Linked DNA regions of Homo sapiens: region 2 is linked to region 1. A link is a loop called in an ENCODE intact Hi-C map of the cell type or tissue named here. Cell type or tissue: PC-3. All regions are shown on one strand. Each heading gives the region's core, and the rest is flanking DNA. Links, peaks and the distances in the headings are about the cores only. Region 1 holds the start of LINC01375 (long intergenic non-protein coding RNA 1375). Region 2 has its middle 130 kb from the start of LINC01375.

Region 1 (12,632 bases), core at 2,973-10,972:
TGCTGGGAAAATGGGATATCCATATGCAGAAGAATGAAGCTAGATCCCTATCTCTTGCCATATATAAAATTAAATCAAAACAGATTAAAGACATAAATCTAAAACCTCAAACTATAAAACTACTAGAAGAAAACTTTGAGAGAATTCTCCATGACATTGGTCTGGGCAAAAATTTATTGAGCAATACCTTACAAACACAGGCAACCAAAGCAAAAATGAATGAATGGGATCACACAAAGTTAAAAATCTTCTGCGCAGCAAAGGAAGCAATCAATAAAGTGAAGAAACAACCCACAGAATGGGAGAAAATACTTGCAACTACCTAGCTGACAAGGGTTTAGTAACCAGAATATATAAGCATCTCAAACAACTCAATAAGAAAACATCTAACAATCTGATCAAAAATGAGCAAAAGATTTGAATAGACATTTCCCAAAAGAAGACATACAAGTGACAAATAGGTATATGAAAAGTTGCTCATATCATTGATCACTGGAGAAATGTCAATTAAAATTACAATGAGATATCTTCTCACTACAGTTAAAATGGCTTATATTCAAAAGTCAGGCAATAACAAATACTGGTGAGGATGTGGAGAAAAGGGGAACCTTACACATTGTTGACAGGAGTATAAATTAGTACAATCACTAAGGAGAACAGTTCGGAGGTTCCTCAAAAAACTAAACATTGAGCTGCCTTACTATCCAGCAATCTCCCTGCTGGGTATATACTCAAAAGAAAGGAAATCAATACACCAAAGAGATATCTTCACTCCCGTGTTTGTTGTAGCACTGTTCACAATAGCTAAGATTTGGAAGCAACCTAAGTGTTCATCAACAGATGAATGGATAAAGAAAATGTGGTACATATATTCAATGAGTACTATTCAGCCATTAAAAAGAATGAGATCCTGTCATTTGCAATAACATGAACGGAACTGGAGATTGTTATGTTAAGTGAAATAAGCCAGGCACAGCAAGACAAGCACCTCATGTTCTCGTTTATGCATGGAGTCCAAAAATCAAAACAATTCAACTTCTAGACATTTAGAGTAGAAGGATGGTTACAGGAGGCTAGGAAGGGTAGTAGGGGCCTGGGTGGGAGGTGGGGATGGTTAATGAGTACAAAAAATAGAAAGAATGAATAAGACCTACTATTTGATAGCACAACAGGGTGACTATAGTCAATAATAATTTAATTGCACATTTAAAAATACCTAAAAGAGTGTAATTGAATTGTTCGTAATGCAAGGGATAAATGCTTGAGGGGATGGATACCCCATTCTCCATAATGGGCTTATTTCACATTGCATGTCTGTATCAAAACATCTCATGTACCCTATAAATATATACACCTACTATGTACCCAGAAAAATTAAAAATAAAGAAAAACATAAAAAAGAGTTTGTGGAAGGAGGTTATATTCTAGAGTATGAATTTGATATTGCGTTAAATTGCTTTGGCCTGGACATTCTGATAAAGCACAAAACAAGAATTTGTAAGGGAAGAGGAGAGTCTCTTCGTTAGCAGAGGAGAGAATGCAGACAGTAATATAGATTGAGTTTGCCTAAAAGTAATATGTCATGAATTCATCTTTTTTAATGACTTGAATATAATCCAATCATAATTTTGGGATTACATACCCCTTTGGTGTTACAAACAGATGTCCCAGTTGGATGAAGTCTCAGAAAACAGCAGATTTAATGAAATTTCAACTTTCAAATGCCATTTTTAGTTTGCATGGAGTCAAAGTTGCTTGTTAAGTTGGCAACTTCCAAAATAATACTTGATTTGAAGAGTTAGAAATGTTGTGAACCTTATGCTAGGCCCACTGGGCTCTCTGACATTGACACACAGTGCTTTTCTGAGACAGCCAAGACTGACTTTGTGTTTGTCAAGGACAGCTGTCTATCTGAGGTAAAGGGAAAGCTTAACAAAAAGGTTCCATTCTGGTGACTTCTGTTAAAAAAAAAAAAGAAAGAAAATATGTTCAGTTGAACTGAGCTCAGAAATGGGCATTTGTAAAATTGGGGAATTGTTTTAAGACTATTTATCTACCCACTTAAATACATACTACGTATGTGCCCATTGTGTGCCAGACACCATGCTTGCAGCTGGTCAACAAAGCAGACATGGTTCCTTTCTCCATAGAGCTTTTCAATGAAGGAAAGGAAATATTTATTTAAGTCAAAGTAATTCTAAGGTATTCATTACCTGTCCTTCTGCCCTTCCAACAAGTTGTGCATTTCAAATTATAGATTGTTACCAAGGAGAACAGATTTTTGACAGTGCATTATATTAGAATAAGAAATAAAGGATGTTTGAAGAGTACATTACACATCAGATAGATCTAATGGAAGTAAAAATTTAACTCACTGATGCAAAAGACTAATAGTTATAGTAACAATAATAATAAACGGGTGTTTTCCATGTGCCAGACACTGTGCTAGGAGCTCTCCATAAATTATTTCATTTACTCTTCCCAACAATCCTATATAGTAGGCATCATTTTTATCTCCATTTTTTAAAAAAGGAAAGTGACTTATTAAAAGGTTAGGTGACATACTTGCCCAAGGTTGTTTATAATGTATAGATGAGCCAAGGGTCAAACTTAGTGAGTTTGACTCTGAAATGTCAGACTTAACCCTGAAGATCTCCTGCTTTCACCAGATTCCGTATAAGTGGCACGTATTTATGTGGTCACTATGGACCAGTCTACATAGTCACCCTTTTCATCTGTAGGCTGTGGGGTGAAAGGATTGTTAAAAGCTCTGAGAAGTCCAGTACTGCCATTCAAAACATCACCTTTCATCTCCCACTGTTATCTGATCTTTGGGGTGTTGCTTTTCTGGCTGGAAACTTCTGTGGCTGGTGACATCTTTGCCCAAGTTTTGCCTGAGCCCACTGGTCTCATTCTGCCCACTTGGCCTGGGAGGCTGCACTTGGCTTATGCTACTGGCGTGGTTCCCATGCCTGCCAAATAAGGCTGCATGGAGTGGCGACGGGTGTGTGAGTGAGTGTGGGGTCTGGCCACTGTGCAATCAGGCATGTCAGCTGATGTAGTAGGGTGGGCAGCTCCAGGTGCCAGCATGGGCACCAGCTCTCTGCGAGCCTGCAGCTGGACCAGGTGCCCTGCAAACAGCTTCCACAGCTGGCACTGAGGAATATAATGCTTCCCAGAAGCTTGGAGATGCCAGGAACCACAGGGCCTCAAAGAGGGAGTCACGGGCTTAACTCAAGGAGCTCCCGTGTCTGGGGTCCCTGAAGGGCTGCAGCATTTCTTTCCTTCTCTTCACCTGCGACATGGTGAACAATGGGGCATATCTCATCTCTGTTTGTGTTACAGCTCTTTTAGCCTTATTCAGCAGATCCTGAGTTCTTGTCCTGTGCCCAGGAAGAATGAGGTAGGCAGATAAGTGGAGAGTGAGCATGATGAGGAGGAGCTCTACTGAGTGATAGAACAACTGAGGGGAAACCCACAGGGGGATGCTCCTTGCTGCAGCCAGGGTGTCCTGATGAGTGTTCAGCTCCTAGCAGAGAGGGTAGCTCCTCTCTGCTAGGCAAGTCATCTCAACAAGTGTCCAGCTATCAGCAGAGAGGGTAGCTCCTCTCTGCAGCTGGTTGTCCCATCATCTGAGCAGCTGCCAGCAGAGAGGAGGCCCTAGAGTGGGTGGCTCGTCTCTGCTGGCAGGTCATCCTGTTATCTCTCCATTCTCTCTCTGTTGTCTCTGCAGTTCTCAGCAGAAAGGAGGCCCTAGAGTGAGTTGCTCCTCTCTGCAGCTGATTGTCCCAATGTCTGCTCAGCTCTGGCTGAGTCCAGGGCTTTTATGGACCTCAAAGGGGAGGAAGTATGTGTTTATTGGTCCATGGGCACCCATGGAAGGCCTGGAAAAGGCGTCACAAGATTCTACTCTGGTCTGTGGGACTGGCAGCCCAGCACCCAGCCTTCAGGCCCTCCCTTGCTTGAAAGCAGCACCTTACTGGGGACCCATTCCCTCCTTTCCAGGAACCTCGCTGCTTCCTACTGTCATTCATGGCACCCAGGCTGTAGGTGCCAAGAGCTGCCCTCAGCCACCCCTGCTCAGCTTCCCTACTATGCTCATTAGCCCCTAAAGTCCAGAGGGGGCCAAGGTGGCAGGGGGCTAACATGTCAGCACTGCCCCAAGCATGTGCACACCTCACTGGGCCATGTCAGTGCCTGGGTTCAGCCCTGACTTTGCTCTGAGATCGGAATGGGCACCAAGAGCAGGCAGAAGCCAGCAAGAGCAGCGGGAGCAAGCACTTCCCACTTCTGAGCTTGTGAGGGCAAGGAGGGCCTTCCTTGGTCCCCAAAAGTACAGGGATACCTGAGTCCACAGCTGTGGTTTGGGCAGTTGCAGCTGCACCCAGAAGAGTGGGGTTCCCACCTGCTTCTGGGTCCTGAGAGCACAGGGATGCCCAGGTTTGCAGCCATAGCTTGGTTGGCTGCAGTGGTACCCAGGGAGCCTCTGCCTCAATTTGGAAGGGGCAGGGCTCTCACTTGTCCCTGGCTCCTGCTGGCTCCCTGGAGTGTGCAGCCCCAGCGCTGTCTCCCTGCAGCAGCCAGTGTGATGACAGCAGCTGCTTTAGATGGCCTGCCACTGTCATTACCACTGTCCTTACTCATGGCACAAGGATGTAATTTCTATATCTTGTCAATGCCTCTCAGTGAAAACTCTGTTTAAGAGTCCTGGCATCTGGACTGGGCATATACCTACTAAAGAGTACCTAGTTAGAAGAAGAAAACTTGCAACTCCAATTTGCATTCACATCAAGCAAATATCCAAAGAGATAGAAGTTGTCTTGTAAATGGCAAAACACTAAATATAGCTTAAAAAACACCAGGGCATGCTCAAAGTAAAGAACAGCTGAGATGTAACAGCTTACAACTCCTTTTTTTTGTGTGTGTGTGTAATTGTGTGAGTCAAGCTAGTGTCACAAATATTAAATTATTCAATTAGCAGCACAAGATTAAGCCCATAAAATGTGTTAATGTGACACATCATTTCACAAATGGGATTTTAGAATGGCTTCCTGGGATTCTCCAACATGACAAAAATACCCATTAACTTTTACTGCAGCCTGTCTTAAGATCAAGGCAGAAATCAACTCACAGTACAAGGAAGAATGGGAAGAGGTGGTTGATAGTCAATGTTCTTGAGCAGTGGTTTTGCTTTTGTAAATTGCTTTGTTACTTTCTAAATTCTTTTCAGATATACAAATAAGCTGTGTCAGTTACTTAACCACTTGACAATAATGTCTACTATTTACTGAGTTCTATTCTGGTGGACAAACCGTTATAAAAAAGTTAGTTTTATGCAATGTGTTATTTATTATATATTATTTGTCATATGCCATTCATTATTCATATGTCATTCATTGTTTAGTAAACATTGGAAACAATCCACCTACTGAACAGCTTGGAAATGGGTTAAGTAAACTAGGATGTGTCCACCTAATAAAATAGCATCTGGCTATTACAGTGATATTAACAAAGAGTTTGTAAAAACAAATGAAATAATTATTACACTGAATGAATAAATTAAATTATAAAATCTTATTTTTATAAAATATTAATAGAGAAAAAGACTGGAAGGAAGCATTCCAAAAGGTTTACATTATTTGCCTCTGGGTTGTGAGATATGAGGATTAGTTGTTTTTCTTCTTTTTTCCTTGGTTCCTTCTGTGTTATTCACATTATCTGCCATGAGTGTTATTTTCATAATCTCCAACCAAACTAAAAATCTTATTTAGGAGGCATTTGAATTATTCATAAGTACCAATGGAAACTTCAGTTAGCATAGATAGGTACCATTATGTTTGGGTATTCAAATAAAGTGCAACATCATGCAATTTTAGTATTTTCAGTAAAAGTGATTTGTTCAAAGTATAAAAAAGTATGACTTAATTATGGTCTTTATCCAAGTTCCATTTACAGCACAAGAATTAAGAGTGCCTGAATTGCATATTGACTTACTGTCGTGCTTCCACTGTGTGAGTGTAATGTCTGGGAGCAGAGCCTTAGGAGACACTCTTCTGCTTGCTGCTCAGGTGCTTTTCCTGGAATCCCTATGCTGCCCTCCTGCACCCAGCTCAGTCCCACTCCCACTCCCACTCCCACTCTTTCATGACTCCTCTTAAAGGTCCTTCCTTTAGAGATGTCTTCCCTCACTCCCCTTCTCACTCAACGCTTAGGTGCCAAAGGAAGGTCATCCAACTAAACACCCTGCCAGCACTCTGCATTTTTCCCAGCTGCTCTTTCCACAATGAGTTTGTATCATGATCCATGTAATTTATGTGTCTGTCCTCCTGCTGTACTTTAAGCTCCATGAAAGGAAGGACTGTGTCTGTTTGGTTCCCTGCTGCATTCCCATTACCTAGCACAGAGTCTAACGCATGAGTTCAGTAACTATTTGTTGCATGAATGAGTGAATCCATCACATTTTAGAGATACCATATGTGAATTTCGAATATGTAAACATCCCCATGCAATTAAAATCTTGCTTGAAGGAGAAGCCTGGGAATTGGAACATGATAAGAGTTGGTTGTAGAGTGGAAATGTGAGGTTGCACCTCCCTTCAAACACATTAGCATTTGTGTGTGAGTGTGTGTGTGTGTGCATGTGTGTTAGTCTATTAACCATATTCTATAGTCACAACCGAGGTTTAGTAGAGGCATAGAATTCTGGATGAGTGTGAAGGCAATGGACTAGACTAATTGGGTTTGAAAACCAGTCAGATATTTACTAGATCTCTGAATATGGCATGTCATTTAATACCACTAAGTTTTGGTTTCTTCATTTGCATAACTGCGCTGCGGTACCTATTTAGGTTGTTGTATAGATAAAACAAGATAATGAACATAAAATGCTGAACATAGAGCTCTGAAGAATTGTAGGTGTTCAATAAGTCTCTTCAGCAACAGCAGTTATTGTTATTCCTACTACTTTGTTATTAACAATTTCTAAAGTTAACAATTTTCTGAAACAAAAATTTCTCAGTGACCACTAGATGGCATTAAGGTTAATTTAAAATATAGACAGTATAGCCATTATTCATATCAGTAAAAACTTGTGGTGAAAAGTAATTTCATACATTTTGCTTTAAGTTGTGGACTTAATAAGTTGTGATTTTGCATTATTTTATGTAGAAAAATCCTATAAGAGATTATATTTGTTTCAGCTTTGTTTCCATCAAGGATTCCTCATGCTGCTTCTCTTTATCTTTTTTGAAGTAGGAAAGTTATTGCTGAAAGTTCTGAATGATGCTGCAAAGTAAATGGCCCTGTGGGTGCACTGAGAACAAAATTACTGTTTTGTAGTTGCTGTATGATGTACTGAGGGTCAACAGCATGCCAAACTCAATGGTGACCTGGAGGGAAAGACTCTGTGGGTTTCCCAAGCTGGGAGCTGAAGACAACAGGATAGTGACTATTTCTGAAACAGATGAGTGAATAAAAAAGTGCCTGGGTAAACCCAGGAGAAAACCCAGTCACTCTGCACCCTTCTCAAGAATGCTGCACTGTGAGGAAGGTATCTGTTGTTTCTTAAACTTTGCAGAATGAAATAAATGAGCAACAAAATGCTAATACAAATATTCTCTTCAAAGACACTGGTGGACTGAAAAATTTAGTATTGCTGAGTTTCTTGTTGTGTTGTATCCATTAATTGTGGATATATCATCAAAGTTGTAGAAGAACTATATATTTAGGGTATTGTTAGAAAAAAACTAACTTAGATAACAAGTAGATTTTGATGAGTTGCATGGCTTCCTATAGGCAAAGAGGTACCATGAAACTTTACTGAAATGGAAAGATTAGTTTGTCATGATGGAAATGAACCTGAGTTGGGGAACGGTCAATTTGGCAATTGTGTTCAATCTGTGAGGTAGATTGCCAAATGGTTCAGCTTACCTCCAACTGTGAACTCCATGAGAGTGTCAGAGGCATGTGCATGTCACTTCTGAATCTCCAAAGCTGAACCTGCAGATAGCATATCTCCAAAGATGCCTACACCATCATATTGTGCTCAATAAACCTTGACTGAAAAATAAATGATAAAATATCTAGTCAGTTAGACCAGATAAAGGAATCCCATTGGGTATCAGCAAAGGGGTTCTTAGTCAAGATGGTATAGCATGTTCATAACAGGACACTCCCCTTCTCTTTCAAATACATAAAAGAATATACAACATAAATAAAAACATAAAGAGGGATAAAAAGGCAAAGTCAAGTTAAAAAATAAGGTAAATACCTATATGAACCAGAAATGGAACCCAAGCACAAAGTAGAGAGTGAAGCTGAAGACATCGAATGCTTGGCTGTCCGTTTGAAAACAAAGCAGTAGAGTTGGGAGTTTTGCTCTTCTGGATACACAAAGTAAATGCACTCTTTGTGGGATGTGGAAATGGGCCCAGGCCCACCGCTTGCATGTAACTCCCAGAGATCTTCACCAGAAGAGTGATTCAGAGTGCCCTCTAACAAGAAGAAAAGTGAACCCACCACAATCTAAATGTCTAGGTATTAGTCTTATAGGCTTAGAAAAGTGATTTCTTTTCTAATATAGAAGCAAGTTTTTCTATTTCTAAGAAGTAAGAGCTATAAAATATATGAGTCAGATTTATATACAGCACAGTAGTGTTGTTTAGTATATGCTCATTTATGAACCAGTTAAAATTATTATTCCCAGAATAGTTAATTACTATTTTTGGGAGAAACTGAGAGTAAACCTGAATTTCATAATGAAAACAAACTGAACAATAGATGACAGAAGTGTTCAAAACAAACTGTAAAAATTCTATTGGATTCTAATAATAAGCAGAAATTATAACAATAGCTTGTTATAACTGTGGCAAACAATACCAGCTTCCTAAAGATAAATGGCATCAGCATTTAAATGGTCTTTAGAAAATCCAACATTTTGAAACAGTTAATACTTTGTCTACAACTTCATTTTTAAGTATGCTGTTCCTTTTGTCTTGAATGTCTGACACTGCTATTCATACTTCATGACCTAGTTCATTAGTTTCTTTTATATGTATCACTAGAAAAGTGATTTTTTTTTTAAAAAAAGCAAATTTAGAAAGAAATCATCATTCGGATGATTCAGATAAGGCAAGCTCCCAGACATTACGTTAAAAACCTCCAAAACCCTAGAATGCAAATACAGCTAGAAATAACCAACACACTTTCAAGGGGCTCTCTCCTTTGTTGGTAGATCGAGTGTCCCTTATCTGAAATGCTTGAGACCAGAGATGTTTCAGACTTTTTCAGATTTTGGAATATTTACAGTAATATTACTAGCTGAGCATCACTAATCTGAAAATTTGAAATTCAAAATGCTCCAATGAGCATTTCTTTTAAAAGTCATGTTGATGCCCAAAAAGTTTTGCACTTTAGAGCATTTTGGATTTCAGAATTTGGAGTTTGGAATGTTCAGCTGTACTACCCAGGAAACCAATTATAATCAGAAGTTTGCTTGGCTAGTGTGGAATCAGAGCAAGGGGAATTAGTTATATAATTGAAAAGCTTTATGGCAAGCGTTGGCAAACTTCTTCTGTAAAGGGCTGGGCAGTAAATATTTCAGGCTTTGTGGGCCATATAACCTTTGTCAAGACTACTCAACTCTGATAGTGTAGTGCAAAAGCAGCCATAGATGATGTGTAAACAAATGGATGCACCTGTGGTACCAATAAAACTTTATTTAAAAGAATGGGATTCAGCCAGATTTGGCCCATGGACAGTAGTTTGCCAGCCCCTGTTTTGTGGCATTAGGTACTAAATGTCTGACATTTCCACTATGGTGAAATCAGATGTTGTCTATGTAGGTGAATCTCCTCACGTTCTTGAATCAGGACTCTCTCTCTCTTAGTTGTACAGTGTCAAAATTAGTCTCTGCGATTAGTCTTTTTGAGGTCTCTGTTTTCTTTAGGTGGGATAATTTTCCCATTTAGATTAGAGTCAAATGTTATTGGTTTAGGAGGCTTTCTGTCTTAAGGTAACTTTGCACATCTGTGTTTCAGTTCCCTTAGAGCTTAACTCTCAGAGGAAATCTTATGTCCCAATTCCATACTGGTCCTTGGTTCCCCTTATTTCACCGTTCTCCAGAGGTTTCTTATTATTGCCCAACATTAATCCTGCTGTAATAACTTACGGTATGGATCTAGCGAAAAGAGAATGCTGAGGCATGGGTGTCAGTTGGTGTTCAATCTGATTATTTCTCCCAGGTGTGTAGTTCCAGGAAAACTGCCTCAAACTTTTTAGCCCCTAGAGCCCTCTCAGTCAGTCTGGAACACAGAAATACCTTCAGCTGACCACACATTTTAAATAAATCACATGTAAAGATTTTTTTTTCACAATAACTGCTTAAATGTTTGTTCTGATTGGTAGCCTCTGGTTGCTGTCAATGTGTTACCTTAGTTAATTATGTAAGAGGGGCCATTTCTCATCTCAGATGGTACCATGGTTTATTTTAGCAACTTGCAGTCGAAGTCTGGCTGGGTCTACAGCAGCCTCAGCCTCACCTAGGAGCAGGTCAGAAATGCAGACTCTCAGGGCCCCAGACCTACTGAATCAGATCTGGATCTATCTTAACAAGATTTCCAGATGATTCACAATTATTAACGTTTGGAGGTCCTGCTCTGACTTATAGTGCATCTTAATGTTAATTCTTAATGTTAGTTAAAAAAAAAAAAAGACATCTCTGAGTGGCAGAATCAGGAAATGGCTATAAGGTTTAAGGATAATAGGTTTAATTTCTCCCATATTCTTGTGCTCTTGCATAGGGCATGAGAATATATAATGCCCCTGATTGGCATCGTCATCCCCATGCCAATTTGGACCCCAAATTGATGAGATAGGGGTTTGAGAGAACTAAAAGTGAAATTCCAGTTCATCAACAACCTTGTTTTTCAAAGATTTCTTAAAAAACTTTTTTCATTGGTAGCTTGTGAAATTCTTTCTCCATCATCTCTTTTACATAAAATATTGACAAACTGATAATAAGTCTTATTCCTTTCAGTTCCTTGAAAATCTGGGCTTTTACCTTCTAATTCTGAGTGTGGTAAAACTCACATGCACAGACTTTTAAATACTCACACAGCAATCCCACCAGAGTGTACCTTGACTAGCCTTCACATGTGACACAACATGGATCACATAAGATATAGATGAATGTCCTTTGTGAAGCAATGTCTGACTGTAGGATGTAGAATGGTTTGGCTGAGTTTGGAGACAGGAACTAGAGATCTGATTCTTGGTTTTGCCATATTAAGGCTGTGTGTCTTATGACAAACCAGTTTTCCCCTCAAATTAGTAATTTATAACAAATTAATCTACTGTGCTTTTGAGGTGGGCAAGAATTTTTTAATTTAATTAAATTATTTTTTTTAAAAAAAGCTTCCTAAGTGACTGTACTGCTCAGCCAGTCTTGAAAACAATAAACAAAGTCTTTGAGCTTCAATTTCTTCATTTATGCATTAGGAACATTAATGATTTCTTCAGCACATGAAATTATACGTGAAATTCTCAAGTGCAGAGCAGTCTGGAGATGTAGTATAGTGGCAGTTTTAATTGTGTGACCCATGTGTCACACAGATAAGATTTCGGTAGTGGGCATAGAAATAAAGGAAGTGTAAATGAGAGTAGAGACCTAGGTAACAGAACTGAAAACAAATGGAAGCCACCTCTGTTTTCCACAGCTGAGAATTCTTATAACGTGCCATCTGTGAGAGGTTAGTCCTGTGAATAGCCCTACACATAAAGCCAGATTTCTACTGAAGAATGGAGCTTACATCCTATGAGGTCTATATAATCCTGTATTCCTCCCTTATATTTTATGTTGCCTGTCTTGGCTCAAGTAATTGCAGGCCATTTGAGGTCAGGGTTTGAGTCTTTCCTTTCTCATAGGCACTCCTATTATTGTTCTGATTACAGAGAAAATTCTCAGCAAATGTTGATTGATGATTGGTTACGATTCTTGGACTTCTTCCTATTATGAGTAATTGATGCCCTCGAATGACTCAGCATTAGATTGGGGCTAATTAAGGATATCTTTCTGTGACGATCTCTGCCCTGTCACAAGTTATTATAGTTTTCTTATATCGCCTGAAAAAACTCACCACATTCTCTCTGAACACCAAGATTGTACCCATTCCTACATAAGGCATACGGAGCTACTTTTAGGGGAGGATAGGGTTCAAATCTATGCTGCTTTTTCTTGTTTTCAAATAAACTCATCATTTCACTGAACAAAGCCAAGTCACTTTCAAGCTGTGCCTTCTTATTGTCAAAAGCAGCCATCCCAGTTAACTTAGTGAAAAACAATAAACTGGTTGATCTGGCAAGACAAAGACAAGGCTTCATCTGATGGGTACGTTTTCCAACTTGTTAATTCACTGCTGTTTAGACATCGTCTTTGACAGAGTCTGTGACTGTTCAGAAGAATGACTCCCAAAAGTTAATAATGTGGGGAGCAGGGGAAAGAGATCAGTCTAGTAATCTACTCACCTACTTCATCTATGCTGTGCATGGCTGATAGCGGGAGGGATAAGTAGTTGGCTACATTTTTCTTTCTTTCTTTCCTTTACTCAAAATATTATCCCAGGAGATGTAGACATA
Region 2 (12,632 bases), core at 3,204-11,203, 130 kb after region 1:
TGTGTTTGGTTTCTGTGTTCGCTTCCTTTCTTTAAAAAAAAAAAAATTGTTCTTTTGTTTACTTTTCTTCCACCCTATACCTCCTTCCCCCTTTGCCATCTGAAGTATCAAAAATTCTAGAGAAAGCTTCTAATGACTTTCATACACGTCCGTGTGAAGAGGTCACTAAACAGGCTTTGTGTGAGCAACATGGCTGTTTATTTCACCTGGGTGCAGGCAGGCTGAGTCCAAAAAGAGAGTCAGTGAAGGGAGATAAGGGTGGGGCCGTTTTATAGGATTTGGGTAGGTAAAGGAAAATTACAGTTAAAGGGGGTTTGTTCTCTGGCAGGCAGGAGTGGGGGGTCGCAAGGTGCTCAGTGGGGGTGCTTTTTGAGCCAGGATGAGCCAGGAAAAGGACTTTCACAAGGTAATGTCATCAGTTAAGGCAAGGACCGGCCATTTACACTTCTTTTGTGGTGGACTGTCATCAGTTAATGTGGGGCAGGGCATATTCACTTCTTTTGTGATTCTTCAGTTACTTCAGGCCATCTGGGCATACATGTGCAAGTCACAGGGGATGCGATGGCTTGGCTTGGGCTCAGAGGCCTGACATTCCTGCCTTCTTATATTAATAAGAAAAATAAAACAAAATAGTGTTGAAGTGTTGGGGCGGTGAAAATTTTTGGGGGGTGGTATGGAGAGAGAATGGGCGGTGTTTCTCAGGGCTGCTTCAAGCGGGATTAGGGGCGGTGTGGGAACCTAGAGTGGGAGAGATTAAGCTGAAAGGAGGTCTTGTGGTAAGGGGTGATATTGTGGGGATGTTAGAAGAAACGTTTGTTGTATAGAATGATTGGTGATGGCCTAGATACGGTTTTGGATGAATTAAGAAACTAAATGGAATAACAGAAGGAGAAAAACAGGTATAAAAGGTCTAAGAATTGGGACGACTCAGGATATCTGATTAGAGAGTGCCTAAGGTGATTCAGCATATTCCTGCCAGCAAAGATTATTTATTTACTTCAAGAGTTAAGAGTGGCAGTTTGGGGATAGCACCAGGAGATATCAGCTGTGATGGCTTGGAGAAGCAGTGTAAACCGGCAGTGTAAACAAGAGCAGGGCATGTATGAGTAGTTGAGAACGGTGAATAGGAGTATGACTAGACAGAAGATAGTAGGGATGACAAGTTTTTTGGGGCACAGTCTAAGTTGGTCTGGTGTCTGGAATGAGACTGGGGCCTAATAAAAAGGAGCGTCTATACAGGAGCTTAAATGGGCTGTACCCTGTAGCATTCCGAGGACAGGCCTGAATTCTGAGAAGGGAAATTGGTAAAAGTATTGTCCAGTCCTTTTTAAGTTGGTGGCTGAGCTTGGTGAGGTGTGTTTTTAAAAGACCTTTAGTCCATTCTACTTTTCTTGAAGTCAGAGAACCATAAGAGATATAAAGGTTTCACTGAATACTAAGAGCCTGAAAAACTGCTTGGCTGATTTGACTAATAAAGGCTCGTTTGTTATCAGACTGTATTGAGGTGGGAAGGCTAAACTGAGGAATTATGTCTGACAGAACAGAAGAAATGACTGCGGTGGCCTTCTCAGACCCTGTAGGAAAGGCCTCTACCTATCCAGTGAAAGTATCTACCTAGACTAAGAGGTATTTTAGTTATCTGACTCAGGGCATGTTGAGTAAAGCTAATTTGCCAGTCCTGGGTGGGGGCAAATCCTGGAGCTTCATGTGTAGGGAAGGGAGGGGGCCTGAATAATCCCCGAGGAGTAGTAGAATAGCAGATGGAACACCGAGAAGTTATTTCCTTGAGGATAGATTTCCACGATGGAAAGGAAATGAGGGGTTCTAAGAGGCGGGCTAGTGGCTAGTACTATAGTATAACCTGCCTTTGCTGGTGTGTGGCGATTAGGCCTGGTAGAACTGCCATCAATAAATCAAGCGTGATCAGGGTGAGGAACAGGAAAGAAGGATATTTGGGGAAATGAGGTGAATGTCAGGTGGATCAGAGAGATACAGTCATGGGGGTCAGGTGTGGTATCAGGAATAATGTGGGAGGCCGGATTGAAGTCTGGGCCAGGAACAACGGTAATTTTAGGAGACTCAACAAAGAGTGAGTACAGCTGAAGGAGCCGGGGAGCAGAAAGTATATGCATCAGGTATGAGGAAGAAAATAGATTTTGGAAGTCACGAGAACTGTAGAGAGTGAGTTGAGTATAGTTTGTGATTTTGAGGGCCTCTAAAAGTATCAAAGCAGCGGCAGACGCTGCATGCAGACATGAGGGCTAGGCTAAAACAGTAAGGTCAAGTTGTTTGGACAGAAAGGCTACAGGGTGTGGTCCTGGCTCTTGTGTAAGAATTCTGACTGTGCTAACCATGCCTAGGAAGGAAAGGAGTTGTTGTTTTGTAGAAGGTGCTTGGGTTTGAGAGATCATTCAGACATGATTGGCAGGGAGAGCACTTGTGTTTTTATGAGAATTATGCCGAGATAGGTAACAGATGAGGAAGAAATCTGGGCTTGATTGAAGTAATGGGGGCTGTCTGTGAAGCTTTGCGGCAGAACAGCCTAGGTAATTTGCTGAGCTTGATGGGTGTCAGGGTCAGTCTAAGTGAAAGCAAAGAGAGGCTGGGACAAGAGGTGCAGGGGAATAGTGAAAAAAGCATCTTTAAGGTCAAGCACAGAATAGTGAATTGTGGAGGAAGGTATTGAGGACAAAAGAGTGTATGGGTTGGCACCACGGGGTGGATAGGCAAAACAATTTGGTTGATAAGGTGCAGATCCTGAACTAACTTGTAAGGCTTGTCTGGTTTTAGGACAGGTAAAATGGGGGAATTGTAAGGAGAGTTTATAGGCTTTAAAAGGCCATGCTGTAGCAGACGAGTGATAACAGGCTTTAATCTTTTTAAAGCGTGCTGCGGGATGGGATATTGGCGTTCAGTGGGGTAAGGGTGATTAGGTTTTAATGAGATGGTAATGGGTACATGATCAGTCACCAAGGAGGGCGTAGAGGTATCTTATACTTGTGGGTTAAGGTGGGAGGATACAAGAGGAGGATGCAAAGGAGGCTTTCGATTGGGAAGAAGGGCGGCAATGAGATATAGCTGTAGTCCAGGAATAGTCAGGGAAGCAGGTAATTTAGTTAAAGTGTCTCAGCCTAATAAGGGAACTGGGCAGGTGGGGATAACTAAAAAGGAGTGCTTAAAAGAGTATTGTCTAAGTTAGCACCAGAGTTGGGGAGTTTTAAGAGGTTTAGAAGCCTGGCCGTCAATACCCACAACAGTTATGGAGGCAAGGGAAACAGGCCCTTGAAAAGAAGGTAATGCGGAGTGTGTAGCCTCTGTATTGATTAAGAAGGGGACGGGCTTACCTTCCACTGTGAGAGTTACCCGAAGCTCGGCATCCGTGATGCTCTAGGGGGCTTCCAAGGCAATCGGGCAGTTTCAGTCTTCAGCCGCTAAGCCGAGAAGATCTGGGAAGGAGTCAGTCAGAGAGCCTTGGGCCAGAGTTCCAGGGGCTCTGGGAGTGGCTGCCAGGTGAGTTGAACAGTCCGACTTTCAGTGGGGTCTTACACAGATGGGACGCGGCTTAGGAGGAATCCTGGGCTGCGGGCATTCCTTGGCCCAGTGGCCAGATTTCTGGCACATGTAGCAAGCTCCTGTGGGAGGAGGTTCTGGAGGAACGCCTGGCCGCTGCGGTTCAGGCGTTTGGAAGTTCTTGTGTGCTGGAGATGTGGCTGGGGTTTGTCTCACAGTGGAGGCAAGGAATTGCAACTTTTTTCTGTTATTGTACACCTTGAAGGTGAGGTTAATTAAGTCCTGTTGTGGGGTTTGAGGGCCAGATTCCAATTTTTGGAGTTTTATTTAATGTCGGGAGCAGATTGAGTAATAAAATGTATAGTGAGAATAAGACGGCCTTTTGACCTTTTAGGGTCTAGGGCTGTAAAGCATCTCAGGGTTGCTGCCAAACGAGCCATGAACTGGGCTGGATTTTTATATTTGATGAAAAAGAGCCTAAACGCTTCTGATATGGGATAAAGAAAAAGGAGCATTAACCTTGACTATGCCTTTGGCTCCAGCCACCTTTTTAAGAGTAAATTGCTGGGCAGGTTGGGGAGGGCTAGTCACGGAACGAAACTGTAAGCCAGAGCAGGTGTGAGGAGGGGAGGTGATAAAAAGATTATAGGGTGGAGGAGCAGAGGCTGAGGAAGAATTGGGACCTAGCTCGGCCTGGCGAGGAGCAGCCTGGGGAGGAAGGGAGAGGTCAGATGGGTGTGTAGAAAAGGAAGATTAGAAAGACTCATCGATGCTTGGGGTTGGTACTGAGGGGACAGGCGGGAGGGAAAGAAGGAAGATTTGGGACGAGTTGCACTGGGCACAGAGACTAGGAAGGGACTGATGTGTAAAAGAATGCCTGGACGTCAGGCACCTCAGACCGTTTGCCTATTTTATGACAAGAATTATTTAGATCTTGCAGGATGGAAAAATTCAAAGTGCCATTTTCTGGCTATTTGGAACTACTGTCGAGTTTGTATTGGGGTCAAGCGGCATTGCAGAAGAAAATAAGGCATTTAGGTTTTAGGTCAGGTGTGAGTTGAAGAGGTTTTAAGTTTTTGAGAACACAGGCCAAGGGAGTAGAAGGAGGAATGGAGGGTAGAAGGTTGCCTATAATGAAGGAAGCAAGCCTAGAGAAAAGAGAGAGTAGAGAAACAGAGGGAAGGGGTTCGGAGGTTCTTACCTTCCAGAAAAGTGGGAAAAGGGGTTGGGGTGCAGAGATAAGAGGTTGGGGTGCAAAAATAAGGGATGGGGTGCAGAAATAAGGGGTAGGGGCATGGAAATAAGGGGTCGGGGCACTGAAATAAGGGATTGGGGCACAGAGATACGAGGTTGGGGTACTTGCCCTCCTCTAGAAAAGCGGGACTTGCCGCTAAGAGTGAAGGAGAAGGGGTTGAGGGGTACTTGCCCCTGCCCCAGGAAAGCAGAGAAGGGGTAGAGACAAGGAGAGAAGGGGTTGGGGTACTTGCCCCTTCCCCAGAAAAGCGGGACTTGCTGCTAAGGGTGAAGGACCAAGGCTGGCATCCCTGCGTGGTCTGACACCTTTGAAACGTGGGTGAATAATCAGAGAGGTGTCCCTCCAATGATTAAACACCAAGGGAAGGCTGCCTTCCCAGCCCGTGACCGGCACTGGAGTTTTGGGTGCACAGATAAAACGTATCTCCTTTGTCTCTCCCAGAAAATGAAAGGAATTGAAATTAAGAGAAGGGAGAGATTGACGAGTGGAAAGAAGAAAGTGGTTGAGGGACAGTGAGAGAGGTTGGAGAAGAGAGAAGAGGCCGCTTACCTGATTTAAAATTGGTGAGATATTCCTTGGGCTGGTCGATCTGAGGACCTGAGGTCATAGGTGGATCTTTCTCACAGAGCAAAGAACAGGAGGACAGGGGATTGATCTCCCAAGGGAGGTCCCCTGATCCGAGTCACGGCACCAAATTTCATGCGTGTCCATGTGAAGAGACCACCAAACAGGCTTTGTGTGAGCAACATGGCTGTTTATTTCACCTGGGTGCAGGCAGGCTGAGTCCGAAAAGAGTCAGTGAAGGGAGATAAGGGTGGGGCCGTTTTATAGGATTTGGGTAGGTAAAGGAAAATTACAGTCAAAGGGGGTTTGTTCTCTGGTGGGCCGGAATGGGGGGTGGCAAGGTGCTCAGTGGGGGTGCTTTTTGAGCCAGGATGAGCCAGGAAAAGGACTTTCACAAGGTAATGTCATCAGTTAAGGCAAGGACCGGCCATTTACACTTCTTTTGTGGTGGAATGTCATTAGTTAAGGTGGGGCAGGGCATATTCACTTCTTTTGTGATTCTTCAGTTACTTCAGGCCATCTGGGCATATCCAGATGCAAGTCACAGGGGATGCGATGGCTTGGCTTGGGCTCAGAGGCCTGACAATGACTTGAACCCCTTTAAAGAATTTAGGACAAAGTCACCACTCACCCCCTTTTGGGGTGTTTTGTTTTCTTTGTGGAGTTTCAAGAGTCATGGGCAAATTCTTTTTAGGTCTAAAGCTCTGTTTTCCTATATTGCATGATTTGACCTCTTTGGCTTTTGGAGTGCCAGAGATGACTTTTCACTGTGAGGGAATTTGACCTTGGCATGTATAATGGTGGATGAGAATTAGGATGAGAACAGGAAGTGGTCTTGGCTGTTTTGTTTTTCTTTTCTCTTTTAGGAAGTTGTTGTTTATGGATTCTAATTCTAGTTCAGAGATGCATTCTAAAGGGCCTTCTCTATTGCTTTTTCTTCCAAAATTAATCTTAATTTGATTTGTCTGTGAGCATTTGCATGAGGAACTCAACTGTTGTTTTCATGGGTTAATGAGAGACTGAGTTTTCCCAGTGCTAAAGAAAAAGGGCATTTGCTCCTTCCAGCCAAAAGGTACCCCTGGGTGACCAGGGGTCTTGTGGGAAAGTCTGGGGTGTTGATCCCCTACTACATGCTGTGATCCTGCAGGAAAATCCCCAACAAAAATTGATTTTAGAAAGTGAATCATCCAGGAAACGCATATAAGTTCTGAGACATGTAAGAAGGTGTAAATGACTCAGTGGTGACACACTGTGGAGCCTTGCCCACAAAAAGCACATATCAATCCACCACATGAAAACCATAGGCCATAGCTCAGTTCCTCCTTTTAAGGAAAAAAAAAAAAAAAAAAAAAAAAAAGAAAGAAAAAGAGCAGGAAACAAATAATCAAATAATGAGGAGAAAACAAGGGGAATGACCCCCTTTTGATCACTCTGTAGGTTTTATGGCACCTCTACTTGCCAGAGAAAAATGGAAGTAATATGGTCTTTGTGCACATTTACATTAGGGAAAAAGAGCCTTAAGGTTGACCCACACATTAAGAGTTCCTAGGTTTCCCTTTTCTCTCTTTTCTTTTCTGCCTGCTTTAAATCTGCTGTTACTTTTCTACTGAAATAAAAACCACTGTTTGGACTTAACAGTTTTTTTTTTTTTTTTTTGCAAGCTGACAAATTTGCATTTATCTGATGACTAAAGTACTGAAGTAAAAACAATAGAATCTTTGTGTGTATGTGTGTATGTATATGTGTACGTGTATATATTTGAAGGCCTTTATAAAAGACTTCTATAATTGTATGTTCAATTGGCAATTAAATTTGTTTTAATTTCCCGCTAGCCCACCAGACTTTCTACCTTATGATGCAAATTTTGCTATCTTATTTTTCACCCAGTTGTTTCCTTTAATATGCAAATTTAAGGCTATTAAGCTGACAACTGCCTAGGGTAAGATTTTTAAAAAAGGGAAAAAAAGAGGTCTTTGTGAATCTGTAAGACGCGCTTCTATCAGCATGCCTAATGCATCGGTATATTTATGTGTTGTGTACACAATGTTTCACTACTAAAATTATATAAAAGAGCTCTAATTAATTGGCTTAACAAATAATAAAAGTGCTTAAATCAGATACTAAAGAAAAAAGAGAACTTTTTCAAGTTCACCTGATTTAAGTAAAATCTTTAATAAATAAGCTGACTTTAAATTATTGGTAAAATAATATTAGAAATGTCTTAAGAATTTGCCAACATACTTTTTTTTGCATTTATTAATCACCCAATTTCATACTTATCCCTGCCAAACACTGTAAGGTGTCAAAATTTGGCATAGGGATTACAAAACTATACACCCAACCCAAAACAGAATGATCTTTGCTTGTGTAATCTTTAATAGATAAGACATTGATATTAGTTTAATAAAACTTGTTACATCTTTAATTTAGTAAGATTATCATAATTTTTTTTTTTTTTTGAGATGGAGTCTCAGTCACCCAGGCTGAAGTGCAGTGGTGCAATCTTGGCTCACTGCAACCTCTGCCTCCTGGGTTCAAGTGATTCTTGTGCCTCAGCCACCTGAGTAGCTGGGACTACAGGCACCCACCACCACACCTGGCTAATTTTTGTATTTTTAGTAGAGACAGGGTTTCACCATGTTGGTCAGGCTGGTTTTGAACTCCTGACCTCAAGTGACCCACCCACTTTGGCCTCCCAAAGTGCTGGGATTACAGACATGAGCTACCACTTTCAGCCGATTACTATAACTTTTAATCTTGTAGCTTTAGGCAGTCTAGTCCAAAGGCAATAAGGTTTGCTGTCATCTTTGTTACAAAGCTGAACTGTAAACTAAGTTCCTCCCAAAGTTAGTTCGGCCCGCACCCAGGAATGAACAAGGACAGCTTGGAGGTTAAAAGCAAGATGAAGTCAGCTAGGTCAAATCTTTTTTACTGTCTCAGTTATAATTTTGTAATGGTGGTTTCATAACTTAAAATAATGACTATCATAGTTTTCACAAATAATCTAGGTAAACAAAAGAAAACTGTGTAAATGTAATAGGATAAATACTTGTAGAGAAATTCATCATAATATTTGGGTATTTGCTAATGAAAATATAATTGTAGAAAAACATTCTAAAAAATAAAAAGTTGTGTCCTTTTAAAAATGGTGAACAATCTTTGTCTAATTCAAAGCTTATTTAAAGATCATGTATAAAACAAGGTAAAAGAAACCAGAAAATAAAAAAAAATGTAAAGAAAGTCATAAAAATAAACAGGTTTTTTTTTCTTTTCTTTTTTTTTTTTTTAGTAAGAAAGCTTAAAGATAAATAATTTCATTAAGAAAGAATCTTGTATAGTAAATTTAGTCCTAGAGTAAAATGACTGGCTGTTTTAGAAGGAGGGATGTTTAGGATAAACCAGAAAGTCCAGGCATGAATAGTCTGTGTAAGTCCCAACAAAAGGATTTATATATTTTTTTAAAAAACAAACTTTTATACGATCAAGTTGTCACATTACTATTAAGTTTTAGTTTGCTCAGAAAAAAACTAAGATTAAAAAATTTTTAAATTAAGATGATTACATCTGAGTATCTCTCTGTATGCACTTCTAAAGTACTTGTGACATTGAGTTACAGGGCTTTGACTCCTGGGTGTAAAATGATGCCAGGTTCTGCTAAATTTTAAACACCGAAAGCAATTAAAGCCTCATATTCCGGCCTAGTAGAAGATGCCAATCAAAATAAACTGCATTCCTGAAACACAGGCCAGAAATTAAAGCTATTTAACTCCTCAAGGCCCAGGGACTATCTCAGAAGAGGTGGTTGTGTGAGATTGCAAAGGCCAATTTTGAGAGATAAAATATATTGTTTCTCCATAAATTACTCATTAATGTCAAAGGCACACTGAGGCAAGACCATCATATAGGACCATGCCAGATTAGCAAGGTTTTCCTGAAGCATTAGCTGACTTCTAAATAAAGGTTATAAAGGTTATGAAAGGCTAATGGAAGTTTTATCTTATGGTCAAGATTAAAATTTTATAGACTGTTTATAAAATTTTGAAAAAAAATGTAGTTGGCTTCATGCTGTTTTTATTAAGGCTTATTGTTTGGAAAATTAAGTCTCCTCTCTCAAAGAATGAAAGTTTTTGCCTTTAAAAAAAAAATCCTTGAGTTATCACTTTGGTCAACTGAATGACTTATTTTACAATGAACTGTGATATTAAGTATTTTAAACCTTTGATATTTGATAACCTTTCCAAAATCAAATTATAAATTATGTCTATTTTGATCTAATTAATCCTTTAAGATATTTGGTTCCCTAAAGTCCAAGAATGACATAATTTGGCTTATTTAGCATAAAAATTACACAGGAAACATTGTCAAATATGAAATGGTGTTTGGTTTTCTTTAGGCTATATTTGTATAAATATGTTATTGGTATGTGTTCCAAAAGTGTGGGACACTCCTATAACTCTGATACAACTTAGTGTACATTATCAGTAATAATTGGGTAACAAATTTCCTTGTCAATTTTATCTATGGCTGCCCTAAAACGTTCTGTCATCCACAGACAATTCTTGTCTTGTTTCGGTCCTCCTTAGAAGGTGGTTTTATAATCAGCTATAGAACCCTAATACGTGTTCTTAAATGCAGGTTTCTGGTAACTTTGGAGATTGTGACGTTAGAATAGAGGAAAAAACTTTCAGGACTCTCATGGAGAGCTGAAATGTTCAGGAATATAAAGCAGAACAGGAGTTAACTGCATGAACTGAACTGATAGAAGACTAATCCTTTTAAATTTTTGCTTAAGACATTGCTGATCCTTTGTTTTGTTTTTCAGAGTCAGGAAAACTTTAAGCAACTTTCAACAGTTGAGTAAAGTATACTTCTATGAATAAAATTTGAGCATATTTGTTTGTCTCTACTGATTTTCTCAAGAATTTGGAAACTATTTGTGAATATTCTTAACTATGACAATACAGTTATTTGCATAAGTGCAATAAGAACCTGTTTTCATCTGTAACAGGACACAATAGGAGAAACTGGTTTTTACCAAGGCTTTGACTGGAAAGGTGTGCTTTCCTTTAAGGAATACAGCTTGACTTATAGAGCCAGTAAAAACCATTTGGAAAAACTAGCCTCATGCCTTTGTCTACAGAGCCTCTGTACAGGGGTCCTGTCCTGTGATAGGTAAAGAATGTCACTTTCTGACAGGCTCAGAAGCCCCAAGTTTATCTTGGAACCTCAAGAAGAGAAAATTACCCAACTCATAGGTATTTGGTGGCACAAACCCATGGCTTGGGTTGGCTTTAGAAAAGTCTTATCTAACATTCTTCCTGTGGAACACAGTTCCATCACAGCCAACTTAAAAGCCTATGTAAAAAATACTTTTTCTTGCTGCACTGTATACAAATTATTAGGCCAAGCATAATAAAGCAAATCAGCCCTACCATGATTTGTCTTTAGTAAAAATGGGAAACCGGAGAAAGAAAAATTATGTTTCAAAAACTATAGTACACCTGTTGTTAGATTCTAGTCTTCCCTAGTGTTTTTCAGTTTTTATTATTTTCTACATTTTGAAATGAATTCTAATTTTTCTTGGCTGCAGGTCTTCAAAATAATGTTTTCAATTTTTTTAATTTCTTTTTAAAATTTTTTCCTAATTTGGAAAAATTGGAGTAACTGAAAACTAAGCTGTGCTTTTGTAAAGCCTTGCAAACTGAAGCTAGCAACTTAAACTTCAGAAGAAAATAACAGCAACCTATTTACATACATAAGCCACTTTTATACTTGCCTACTAATATATGGAATTCAGGGTAATGTGGACTATATCTATTTTCCACGATTGTTCTTTTGTTTGTTGTTGTTTTTCTCCCTTCCTCCCCCTATTTTCTTTTTGTAGGACATGAGACTTAACAGCCTTCTAAAAGTGAGATTTCCTAATAACTGAGGACCTACTCCTAGCCATGAGAGATCAGACAAAACCTGGGACCAGAGACTTATTTTCTTCTAAAATGCTTTCTCTGAAAGATTTTTAAAAGGAAAAAGGGGGAAATGTGAAAGGAAAATATCTTTGGCCCCTAAAATCCCTAAAATAAAAGGAAAATTCAAGGTGCTTAGGGCAAACTTGCCTCCCATTCTATTCAAAGTCATCTCTTTGCCTACTGAGATGAATACAAATCTGATTGCCTCATTTGGAAAGGCTAATCAGAAACTCAGAAGAATGCAACCATTTGTCTCTGGAATGGTTGTGACCTGGAAGACCCCTCCATGCTTTGAGTTGTCCCACTTTTGTTTTGAGTTGCCTTGCCTTTTTGGAATGAACCAATGTTTGTTTTACATATGTTGATTGATGCCTCATGTCTCCCTAAAACATATAAAACCAAGCTGTGCTCTGACCACCTTGGGCACATGTCCTCAGGACCTCCTGAGGCAGTACAAGGGCACACATCCTCAACCATGGCAAATGAAACTTTCTAAATTAACTGAGACTTGTCTTCAATTTTCAGGGTTCCCAGCTGGTTCTTACATTGTCACTAATTTTTAGTATGGTCTTCTTTTAGCACATTCATATTTAGAAAACCAAGGGGAACCTATACATTTTTTTCTATCATTCAGATTTCTTTAATTATCTGTTTTGAAAAAATATTGGCTTCCCACCAATATTTTGCTGCATCGGCTTGAATTTCTCGTAATATTATTTCTTTTTTCTTGCCAACACAATGAAAGAATATAAGCCCTTTTTATTAAGAAGGCAGATTTGAATAAAGTTCTAACACGCATTGAAAATAATTCTTTAAAATTCCTTTTTAATTTAATGAGGCACCTTTTCAACCTTTAGCCATCACCTAGGCTATTTTTGAATCCACGCAAAAAGCAGGCAGATGTCAGAAAATAAAATGGCAATCCACATTCGAAGGTTAATCTTTAGAATACATTTTGAAAGCAAATAAGTCTTCTAAAATCCAAACTTGAATTTTTCTGAGCTCTTTTTGTAACAACAGAGCACCTTCATTTCCCTTTAACCTAGTCTTAAGAGCACCCCTCTCTCCCAGCTGGGTATACAGTGTTGACTCCCACTGAGATTCCTGCTGAGTTATTTCTCTTATGGGATCTGACCTGCTGCCAGAGCTAGTCAACATCTCATCACTTATTTGGGTCTTCTCTCTTTTATATCAGCTCTGCCCCTGGGGTTCTGTTAGCTTAACTGCTCTAGATCCTCTGAAAGAGCTGAGGGAGAAGGCAGCCCCCAGTTGATATCTATTCCCTCATCAATATCAGCAAGCTCCTCTTCCCTGAAAATATCTCTTTACCGCTAGTG

Evidence for each region. Peaks named below come from ENCODE experiments on the same cell type or tissue, not always from the same donor. Only the 100,000 strongest peaks of a DNase experiment are listed, where the experiment ranks them.
Region 2: it touches region 1 in a loop (3-fold over the local background); 2 of 110 quality-filtered maps call a loop at or near these places.

What each region holds. Positions count from the first base shown.
Region 1 is chr10:89,947,947-89,960,578 of GRCh38, forward strand. It overlaps LINC01375 (long intergenic non-protein coding RNA 1375), which reads right to left and starts at 9,427. Exons shown (of 4, transcript NR_110655.1): 1 at 9,203-9,427; 2 at 8,269-8,491; 3 at 7,929-8,057. In PC-3, for the core only: a CTCF peak has its summit at 7,020 (motif pointing right); no DNase peak of the experiment used is centred there.
Region 2 is chr10:90,080,879-90,093,510 of GRCh38, forward strand. No RefSeq gene overlaps it. Among named protein-coding and RNA genes, the nearest start is that of LINC01375, 130 kb to the left of the region's middle. RefSeq lists enhancers at 154-937, 5,454-6,133 and a silencer at 6,514-6,603. In PC-3, for the core only: no CTCF peak of the experiment used is centred there; a DNase peak (open chromatin) is centred at 6,563; H3K27ac peaks cover 1,452 bases.